Regions from separate parts of the Homo sapiens genome. Here region 2 is linked to region 1. The links are chromatin contacts, found by Hi-C or POLR2A ChIA-PET in ENCODE. All regions are on one chromosome and are shown on one strand. Each heading gives the region's core, a stretch centred on a gene start or an enhancer-like site at or near the end of the contact. The rest is flanking DNA. Distances are from core to core; before and after follow the strand shown. Region 1 overlaps MED15 (mediator complex subunit 15). Region 2 holds the start of CRKL (CRK like proto-oncogene, adaptor protein).

Evidence for each region. A loop is a pair of places that touch in the nucleus more often than their neighbours do. ChIA-PET counts read pairs that join two places held with the same protein, here RNA polymerase II (POLR2A). Pooled maps may share reads with other maps.
Region 2: a loop to region 1 is called in a pooled map, with 2.6 times the contacts of the local background. The contact joins the promoter of CRKL here to the enhancer-like site in region 1. A Hi-C loop is called at or near these places in 4 of 50 pooled maps. POLR2A ChIA-PET finds 5 or more read pairs at or near these places in 2 of 52 experiments (CD4-positive, alpha-beta T cell and activated CD4-positive, alpha-beta T cell).

The regions. Positions count from the first base shown.
Region 1 is chr22:20,553,382-20,558,879 of GRCh38, forward strand. It overlaps MED15 (mediator complex subunit 15), which reads left to right. Exons shown (of 18, transcript NM_001003891.3): 5 at 1,555-1,767. Among named protein-coding and RNA genes, the nearest start is that of MED15, 49 kb to the left of the region's middle. RefSeq lists an enhancer at 762-931. Within about 2 kb of position 2,095, at least 4 of the 41 ENCODE cell types and tissues checked have a DNase peak (open chromatin) inside an H3K27ac peak, as active enhancers do.
Region 2 is chr22:20,916,157-20,921,654 of GRCh38, forward strand. CRKL (CRK like proto-oncogene, adaptor protein) reads left to right here and starts at 1,251. Exons shown (of 3, transcript NM_005207.4): 1 at 1,251-2,089. The coding sequence starts at 1,779. RefSeq lists a silencer at 1,168-1,617 and an enhancer at 1,908-1,967.

The DNA of each region.
Region 1 (5,498 bases), core at 845-3,344:
TCCCCATCCCGTTTCACACAAATGCTGCCTTTGCCCAGCAAAAAGATAAACACTCACAAAGCTATTAAGACATTATCCAAAAGTGTTGAGCTCTCTGGTAGAGAATTATTATGCTGTTTTCAGTGTAATAATATGTAGTAGCATTTCTGAGAAAATGCTGTGAATTCACTTTTTTAAGTTACAAAGTTTCTTTGTAAATTTAGAAATCTGGCTGGGTGCTGTGGCTCATGCCTGTAATCCCAACACTGTGGGAGGCTGAGGCAGGCAGATCAGTTGAGGTCAGGAGTTCAAGACCAGCCTGGCCAACATGGTAAAACCCCATCTCTACTAAAAATACAAAAATAGCCGGGTGTGGTGGCATGCGTTGTAGTCCCAACTACTCAGGAGGCTGAGGCATGAGAATCGCTTGAACCTGGGAGGCTGAGGTTGCAGTGAGTTGAGATCGTGCCACTGCACTCCAACCTGGATGACTGAGTGAGACTCCATCTCAAAAAAAAAGTTTAGAAATCCATATTTTTAAATTTCAGCGTTTATCACATGAGGGGAATTCTGTCAATTCAGCCTTGGTCTCTGCTGACTAAGCTGCAAGGGAAGGGGTTTAACAGATCCAGGCTGGCCAACTGCATTCTGCCATTGGGAAGGGAGTGCACTGACCTCACAGGCTGCACGCCACTGTCTGCCCTGCCCTAGACAGTAGAGCTGTACATGCCAGCTGTCTCTGCCCATGTGGGTCTCACCTCTCAGCCAGGACAGGGATTCTTGGCCAACTGGGGCTGAGCGGCAGCAAGGGCATGTGGCCAGAACATCTGGGCCCCTTGGCATTGGAGCATGGGGTCCTGGGTACCACCCAGTTGTGTGGCATGGCGGTCCTGCCAGGACATACCTGTCTGTGGGTAGCTGTTTGCTGTGAAGTCCACACTGTTGTGACAATGGCATCCTTGTCCTTGGTTGTGGCATTGCTCACTGAGCTGCTGACCTGGTGGGCTTGGGACATTTCTCCTCAGTGCTCTGTGGAGCCCTCCTCTGCACCCCTAAGCTGTTCTGGCATGGTGGCCCTGCACACAGGGGCCCAGGCTGAGTTGGACTCTGCAACAGCACGAGTGGAGCTGTGTGTGCCTGTGGACTTGTGCCCTCCCTGGGAGAGCGTCCCCTGGCCACTGTGTTACCGCTTGCTCAGAAGGGCCCATCGTGCTTTGTACGCTCACCCAGCAGGAGGGCTGGACAGCCAGGAGAGGCAGGGGTTGCCACCTGCCCTCAAGGCCTCAGCCCATCTTTAGTGTATCTGCAGGCATCAGAGAGGTCATTTGTCCCTTAACATTAGGACTCTGGTCCAGGCCAGGCTAGAGGTATGGGTCATGCAGTGACCAACACACCTGGCGTCCTAGCCATTCATATTTGGGAGTCTCCAGGAGCCTAGTCTCTTACTGCTTGGGGCTGTGAGGGGATTGAGCCTGTAGGTAGGCGAGATCTGTGCTCTGTGAGCCTTACGCCCTTTGAGCCATGGTCAGTCTGGTAGGCCCTTTCCTGAGAAGCTCTGCCCTTGTGTTCCCACAGATCCTATGAATGCACTCCAGAGCCTGACTGGCGGACCTGCTGCGGGAGCCGCTGGAATTGGCATGCCTCCTCGGGGCCCGGGACAGTCTCTGGGCGGGATGGGTAGCCTTGGTGCCATGGGACAGCCAATGTCTCTCTCAGGGCAGCCGCCTCCTGGGACCTCGGGGATGGCCCCTCACAGCATGGCTGTCGTGTCTACGGCAACTCCACAGAGTGAGTACCACACTTCTTGGAGGATTTGCCGCTTTCCTTGCAAACGACAACACATTTTATTCCTGTGCTTATGATGGTATCAAGAAAAGCATGGAGAAGCTCCAAATCGCTCTGGTTTTTTTGTTTTTTAAATCTTTGTTGTATGTGGAGAGAAAAGGCTTCCAATTTTCGTTGAGCTCCCAGAAGGGTTAAGTGATGCTGGGCCCTCCTCCTCCTCCTAGCCCTGGGCAGGAGGGTGGGGATGGCCTGAGACTCCATCCAAAGGTTTGTGTTTTGTGGCTGAAATAGATACAGTGTGTTTCAGAGGGTTCTCAGCTACAAGGCAGGGCTGAGTGCCAGCAACCACAACTCCACTGTCTGCCCGAGCTCTGGGCACCATCTCTTCTAGTGCTGCCCTTGCCCCTTGGTCACCATGGGTGTGGCTTGCAGCCATATTATCTTCTGGCTTCCTTTCTGTGAAGGAGACTCTGTGTCCTCTCCACACGGCTGCTGTGGTGGGAAACTGGGCTGTGATCAGGTGTTATAGGTGAACCAAAGCTGCTCTAAAGGGGAGGCAAAGAACCTCCCTCTTCTTTCCAGGACCTGTCTTTTGAGACGGGGTCTCGCTCTGTGGGCCACATTGGAGTGCAGTGGCACAATCACGGCTCACTGCAGCCTGGACATCCTGGGCTCAGGTGATCCTCACACCACAGCCTCCAAAGTAGCTGGGACTATAGGCTCACAGCACCGCGCCCGGCTAATATTTTGTATTTTTTGTAGAGATGGGACTTCACCATGTTGCCCAGGCTTATCTTGAACTCCTGGGCTCAAGCGATCTGCTCACCTCGGCCTCCCAAAGTGTTGGGATTACAGGCGTGAGCCAACGCGCCTGCCCTTAGGACCTATCTTGATGTATCCTTGAGTCCCATCAACATTTCTTAGAGTGTGCTGTGCCCACTGCAAAGTGCTTTAGTGTTTTTTTCCCCTTTCATGTAACTTTTTATTTTTAAAATAGGAGTCACAGGAAGTTGTGGAATAGCATAGAGAGTTCCCACATGCCCTTTACCCAGCTCTCCCCAATAATAGTATCTTACATAGAACATTGTCAAAACCAAGAAATTAATGTTGAGGCAGTGTAATCACCTCAGTTAGAGACTTAGCTTGGACTTCATCAGTTTTTTTTTTTTTTTTGAGACAGAGTTTCACTCTTGTTGCCCAGGCTGGAGTGCAGTGGTGTGATCTCAGCTCACTGCAACTTCTGCCTTCCGAGTTCAAGCAGTTCTCTTGCCTCAGCCTCCGACTACCTGGGACTACAGGCGCCTGCCACCATGCCCAGCTAATTTTATATTTTTAGTGGAGATGGGGTTTCACCATGTTGGCCAGGCTGGTCTCAAACTCCTGACCTCAAGTGATCTTCTCTCCTGAGCCTCCCAAAGTGCTGGGATTACAGACGTGAGCCATCACGCCCAGCCGACTTCATCAGTTTTTTTACACTCATTCTTGGGCTACATATATGGGTATGTGTAGGTCTGTGAGATTTTACCACGTGTCAAATCAAGTAGCCATCACCACAATTGGCATGCGGAGCCGTTCCATTACCACCAACCAACTCTCTTGTGTTACCTCTCAGAGATCGCGCCCTCCCTCCAGCCTTAAGCAGTGACAATTGCTGATCTGTTGTGTGTCTCTGTAGTTCTGTCCCTTTGTGAATGTTGTATAAATGGAATCATACCATATGTGACTTTTTGAGATTGGCTTTTTAAATTCAATCTGATACCCTTGAGACCCAGCCAGGTTTTATCAGTAATTCATTCCTTTTCATCACTAAGTAGTGTTCCATGGAACGGATTTTCCACAGTTTGCTTATTCATTCACCCATGAAGGACATTTGGGTTGTTTCCTGCTTTTGCTTACTATTATGCAAACAAAGCTGCTGTGGATATCTGTGTACAGGCTTCAGTGCTTCAATATATTTTTGTCACACATCCCTCATGATAACCCTATGAAGAGGGCAGCATCGCCCCCTCTGCTTTGTCAGTGTAGCAGCTGCTAAGGAGAACTGGAGTCACACCCCAGGCCAAGAGCTGGGATCGAAGCTGCTGCCTGACCCCATCCTCACACTCCTACCCTATCCTGTGTCAGGTTTCCTCTTCTTTGGGGCCATAGGCATCCTCATTTCTACCCACTCCTGCTCTGGAATCTTCCTCCATCCCAAGCCACCTTCCCTTCTCATACCTTAATTCTCCTCTTACTTCCTGTTGTCTAACTCTCAGCACGTGCTGGTTTCCTCATCCTAGAACAATCTGCCTGGTTCTTCGTCCCAAGCTCTCATTACCTCACTATTTTTAGCACATCAGATAAGTACACCAGCTGGGTTTAGGGAGGACCCACAGAAGTGCCGGCTCAAGTTCCTTGTCACGTTCTACTCTTGTGTACTTGGTGCATTTTTTTTTTAATCATGAGCTTATACTTGATAATAAATTGTTTTTAAATGTATGAGTTTAGAATGCTCACATGAGTTGCCTTGTCATCCCACTTCAGAGACTTTGTCTTAAACCAGTTCTTTGTCAGAAGTTCAGTGGTGAAGCTTGATATCCTGCCCACGCCCTCCCCAGTCTGGCCTTGGCCCCCACATCCTGTTTTTAGCTTCCAAGGGGACTGGTCTTCTGTGTGGCACTAGTTGAAAGTTACAGTGGGGGCTGGGCACGGTGGCTCACGCCTGTAATCCCAGCACTTTGGGAGGCTGAGGCGGGCGGATCACGAGGTCAGGAGATCGAGACCATCCTGGCTAACACGGTGAGACCCCGTCTCTACTAAAAATACAAAAAATTAGCCGGGCGTAGTGGTGGGTGCCTGTAGTCCCAGCTACTCGGGAGACTAAGGCAGGAGAATGGCATGAACCTGGGAGGCGGAGCTTGCAGGGGGCGAGATCGTGCCACTGCACTCCAGCCTGGGCAACAGAGCGAGACTCTGTCTCAAAAGAAAAAAGAAAAAGTTACAGTGGATTCTCTACTTCAGGATCTTGTTACCACCTTTGTCAGAGGCCAACTCTCCCTGCCCTTCACCACTTGCCTCCCTGGTCTCCCTGAAACTAGTAGTGTTGTCTGATGGGCATTTGATACCCCTTCCTGACACCTTTCCCAAAGACTACTGCATGATTAAGGCCCTTTCAGATCTTCATCTAGTGCCACCAAGAGGACAGAGCCTGGGTCAGAGGTTTTGCCAGGGACTCTCAAAGGGTAGGCCAGGGGACATTGTGATAGTTTTCAGGTGACCCAGGTTAGTCGGAAAAGGCTGAAACTGCTGGTTGTTCCTATGGCTGGGGCTGCAGTACAGAGTTGGAAGCAAAGCTTTTCACTCTGCGCATTTTTGTTTCTCATGAGTTTTATATGACGTGCATGTAAAGCCGACTTTAAAAATAATTTCTACTGCCAGTTGTGTGATGGACTGGGGTGCTGAGGACATGTTCTCCTCCTGGATAACTAGGTTCTGGTTAGGATGCACTTTGGAATGCTGGCCTGCAGCAGTTGGGGAGGCTTTGTCCTCCTGAGCCTCAGCTGCTGCAAGGTGGGGGAAGAAAGCTTGGGATTCCTGTAGTCAGCCAGGATTTGTGCTGGGTCCTGTGTCACCCCCCATACCCCCCAGAAGCAGGTGCAGATTGGAGCAGGTGCGGATTGGAGGAACATGTCCCCAGTGTAAGACCTGTGACAGTTGCACATTAAGGTCAAGCAATCAGCATACAAAGATCACCA
Region 2 (5,498 bases), core at 1-2,500, 360 kb after region 1:
TTGAGATGGGGAAATCAAGGCTGCAGTGAGCCATGATAGTTCCACTGCACTCCAGCCTGGGTGACAGAAGGAGAACCTGTCTCAAAAACAAACAAAATAAAACAAACAGGCTGGGCACGGTGGCTCACGCCTGTAATCCTAGCACTTTGGGAAGCTGAGGCAGGCAGATCACCTGAGGTCAGGAGTTTGAGACCAGCCTGGCCAACATGGTGAAACCCCGTTTCTACTAAAAATACAAAAATTAGCAGGGCATGGCGGCGGACAGCTGTAATCCCAGCTACTCGGGAGGCTGAGGCAGGAGAATCGCTTGAACCCGGGAGGCGGAGGTTGCAGTGAGCCGAGATCGCGCCCCTGCACTCCAACCTGGTGACAGAGCGAGACTCCGTCGAAAGAAGGAAAGGAAAGGGAAAGGGAAAGGAAAGGGAAAGGGAAAGGAAAGGAAGAGAGAGAGAGAGAGAAAGAAAAGAAAAGAAAAAAGAAAAGAAAGAAAGAAAGAAAGAAAGAAAGAAAGAAAGAAAGAAAGAAAGAAAACAAACAAAAACAAATAGGGATTAATAAATAGGCAGAAGCAGGCATAATCCGGGGCAGGGGAAGCCTCGGGGCCACGCCCGAGAGGCATTTGTATTTTACTTTCAGCAGTTCAGAGCCCATGATAGCCAGGTTACCCACTTGTGGACTTCCTTGACCACTTAATTGAGTCAATCTAACCCTCACCTTCTCTCTCCTCTCACTCCATTTAGCGGGTCACGTAGCCACTAGGGCTTCCTTAGCCTATCAGGCCACCTGGGGACTGAGTCATTCAGTCAGTCACCTATCTGGTGGTCACATCTGCCCCTGGGCTCATCCTTTTACTGGGCCACCTCGGCCCATCGGGACCTGTCAGTCCTTGACCTCCCTCAGGCCCCTAGGCTGGCCAGGTCGCCTCAGTGCCACGCCTCCCTGGCCCGCGATTCAGCCTGCACGTTACGCTTTGTTCCCAGAAGCAGGTTTTCGAAACGCGGTTCCCTCTCGGCTCCAGCTGTTTTCCTGCCAGCGCTGGGAGACCCGGCAGCCGCAGCGCCCCCAGCGGCGCGCAGCGGCCCAGGAAGAGAGTGCCTACCGCCGGCGCCTCTTCAGCCTCCTCCTGGAACGCGGGAGCGGGCGCGACCAGCGCCCACCCTGATCGTCGCGACGGTGCTCCTGATTGGCTGCGCTGTGTGACGTAACGGGAGGGCCCCGGCGGCCGCCGGGAGCCGGGGCCCAGCGCGTGCGCAGACGGAGCGCGCTGAGCGGAGGGGGAGGTGGCTGCCGCTTCTCCCGCGTCCGCCATTTTGTTGCTGTGGCTATTGGGAACAAGCTGGGCAAAAGCACCCCGGAGGCGCGACGCTCCTTCGAGTTCGGTGCCTCGTGTGACGGCGGGGGTCGGTGAAGACCCGTCGAGCTGCGGCGCCGGCGCGTTCCAGGCCGGGAGTCACTGGAGGCACCCCTGGGACGCCGAGCAGCCCGAGAACCCCGGGGTGGCCTCCGCTGCGGCTCGGGTTTGCCTGCCCCGACCCCCCGGCTCTGCCGTGCATTCCCGGGCGGCTCTCTCCGTGTGGCGGCCCCGGAGCAGGCGGGCGGCGTCGGAGGATGCTGCGGGCCCGGAGCCGAGAGGAAAGTGCTGGCCCAGCCCTCTGAGCGCTCCTCGAGGTGTGCGAGAGGCCCTTCCTCGGCCCCAAAGCCGTCTGCCGGGCTAAGGCGTGCAGAGCAGGCGAGGACAGCCGCCGCCCCTACCGCCGCAGAGTCCCCGGTCCAACACCATGTCCTCCGCCAGGTTCGACTCCTCGGACCGCTCCGCCTGGTATATGGGGCCGGTGTCTCGCCAGGAGGCGCAGACCCGGCTCCAGGGCCAGCGCCACGGTATGTTCCTCGTCCGCGATTCTTCCACCTGCCCTGGGGACTATGTGCTGTCGGTGTCCGAGAACTCGCGGGTCTCCCACTACATCATCAACTCGCTGCCCAACCGCCGTTTTAAGATCGGGGACCAGGAATTTGACCATTTGCCGGCCCTGCTGGAGTTTTACAAGATCCACTACCTGGACACCACCACCCTCATCGAGCCTGCGCCCAGGTACGCGAGAGCCCTCCCCGACCGCGGAGGAAGGTCGAGAACCGGGTCTGTCGAAGAGTGCTTGTATAGGGGGGTGGGGCGCGCTTGAACCCATATTCCCCGCATTCTGAACCAAATTATTTTCCAGAAGGCCTTCCTAACAGAAAGCTAGTGTCAGGATCTGGGTCACTGGATAAGAGGATGCGTTTTTTTTTTTTCCCTCTCACGAGGCTGTTTCTCAATGTGAAGAGGATGCGTTTTGAATGTTTAACGGTGGTTGCATAGTTAAAATGCACGCTTTTTGCCTTTCGTGACTTTCTCTGGGTGTAATACTGATGCAGGGATTTGTTGGTTTTTCTAAAAACCTCTTTTTTTTTTTTTTTTTTGAGACGGAGTCTCGCTGTGTCGCCAGGCTGGAGTGCAGTGGTGCGATCTCGGCTCACTGCAACCTCCGCCTCCCGGGTTCAAGCGATTCTCCTGCCTTAGCCTCCCGAGTAGCTGGGACTACTGGCTCACGCCACCACACCCAGCTAATTTTTGTATTTTTAGTAGAGACGGTGTTTCACCATGTTGGCCTGGATGGTCTCGATCTCTTGCCCTCGTGATCCGCCTGCCTCGGTCTCCCAAAATGCTGGGATTACAGGCGTGAGCCACCACACCCGGCCAAAAACCGTTTTTAAGCCATAGACTTCTTTGAGAATCTGAAGATAGCCGAGCACTCACCACCCCACCCCCACCCCCACCCCCACCCCTCCCCGCCAAAGGCACGTACACACAAGTTTGCACACCATCCCGGGTGCTTGTACTCCCTCCAGATCTCTGAACTCCAGGTTAAGAACTCCAGGACTGCAGCCTTTGGAACAGTCAAAAAAATGAAAATGCTTTAGCGTTTAGAAACAAAAAAACCTTTAACCAAAATATCAGAACTGTATATTGATACTGTGGTGCCAAGTTTGAAGCAGGCCAGACACCACCACTTTTATAGTACGTTAATTACAAAGATAAGAGAAGGTGCATTGGCTTCAGCGAGGATATTTTTTGGAAAATTTATTGCATATTTTCTCCCCGAGGACCATTAGTAGGCCAGAGATCAGTCTGGTTAATTTCCAAGGTGGAATTAGGCTAGAATGTTATTAAGGAAAATTTTTGAATGACACTTAGTTGTATCCTAGTTCAATTTCAGACATGCTTTTTGTGTTAAGTCTAATGATTTTGTATTTCTTATTTTAAAATTAACGCAAAGTGACCAAGCATTCTCTTTTCCAAGTGAAATACGTTATTTTAATTGATTAGTTGCTTTAATTTGCCTTAAGCGTTTTAGCAGAGATTTGCTTTTATTGTTGTGTTTGCCCTGTAACACTGATTTTATCAGAGGTTTCTTTTATTTAAATTATCCCAAATTTGAGTTGAAAAGTTGCCTAGAATTTTTAAAGTAACAAACTGGCCAGTTCGTTTCTTAAACATCTATTTTAAAAGGACTGGGTGTTGATACAGTTTTTCCAGGGTTAGATGTTTATGACTTTATGGATTTGTCGACCGGGTATTACTCTAAACTTTAAACATTAAAAGCTATTATAATTGAGGACACCAACTGTTTGCATAGTGGGATAGAGATAGAAAAAAAAAAGCCATGACAGTATAATGACTACAAGATTAACTACTGAACTAAATGGACTTTAAAAGTGGGGAGAAAGTGATTATAAATCAAATACTGTATAACAAAGACCAGGACACCAAGAATCTGATTGGTGAAACCTGCGGTTCCTGGCAGATGCTGGTAGTTGCAGTCAACTTTGAGCACAATATAATTCCAATTTAAGGAGTTGAGAATCTTAGAACCCACTGTAGTGAGATTTGTAATATGACTGAATAAATTCTTCCTCTCGTTTGTGAGCGTGAATTATATAATTAATACCAGGCATTCATTAAGCCATGCATATGCTTATGTTGAGGTCATGAGTACTAATAATACAGCTGTTTCAAAAAGCAAGTTAATGGGCGGGTGTGGTAGCTCACGCCAGTAATCCCAGCACTTTGGGAAGCCAAGCCGGGCGAATCACGAGGTCAGGAGTTCAAGACCATCTTGGCCAACATGGTGAAACCCCGTCTCTGCTAAAAATACAAAAAATTAGCTGGGCGTAGTGGTGGGTGCCTGTAATCCCAGCTACTCGGGAGGCTGAGGCAGGAGAATCGCTCGAACCCGGGAGGCGGAGGTTGCAGTGAGCCGAGATCGCGCCACTGCACAGCCCGGGTGACAGAGTGAGACTCTGTCTCAAAAAAAAAAAAGGAAAAAGTTAATGACTTGAGTCTCCTTCTAGAGGAAGGAAAAGAAGTATGCCGCTTCTCTCTATCCACAGAATCGCCTCCAGATTTTCCGTACATGCATGCATCTTCTTAGAGAACAAGCATGTAATTCTGTCTTTGCCCTCTTTCGTCCTTCCTTTACTGCAGCTGTACTAGGCTGCTCACTTATTCCCTGGTAGCCATCCTTCCTTACTCATACCTTTGTACCTTTGCACCTTTGCTCCAGCTGTTGGCTCTTCACTGACTGCCTTAACTACACCTCACTCTCCATCTGTTGAAATCCTACCTGTTGTTCCAGTCCCCTCACAGATTATAGGGCCTTTCTCTGACCCTACCCCTCACGTTCAGCTTTGTTTCTCCTTCTCTGTGCCCTCTGCCTCAGGCCTGTTGCTTTAATTTAGTTTTTCATTTTCCTAGGTATCTCTGAAGGAGATCACCATGCTGGTTGAATTAGATCCTGACTGAGTTTACTTTGTTATACTGAATCTTCGAATTGCCACTCCCAAGCCTGGTTTTCATGGCTTAGGTTTAACATGTTATTAGCCTTTTATAGAAAGCTAGTGACTACTAGAGCCTGGGCCAAACGGAAAACTCAGTGTAATGCTTCTTCGCATCCCAAACAGGGTACATTTAGTGGCTTAACTTTGCAGGCATCAAAACTGAGCTTTTAAAGCCAGAGTTTCATGCCTCTTGGCTAATATTTTGGTTTATCTTGCATAGCTAAAATTTGTAACAATAATGTCCTACTCGAAATTTAAGGACTGGTGGCTTGCATTGTTATAGTCTTATCCTTTTCATTAGAATGCTTCATAATTTTTAATTTTATATTTTTATTCAAATGTTTATAAGAGAATTATAACCCAGTGTAACCCAGTGTAGGTACTGGGAAAGATGTGTGACAGACATACTTTCTTCCTGTGGAACTCCTACTGTAGTGGAGAAGACAGACTGAAAAGTAGAAAAATAAAGTACTAGTAAGATCAATATACAGGAGGGACCTACCTGGGGTGGCGTGGTCAGAGAAAGCATGAAGCTAAGACCTGAGGGTAAAGAAGAACCCAGCCTAGGCAAGGCTTGGCCTGAGAGGAGGAGAAGAGCCTTCCAAGTTTAGGGAAAAGCTTATGTA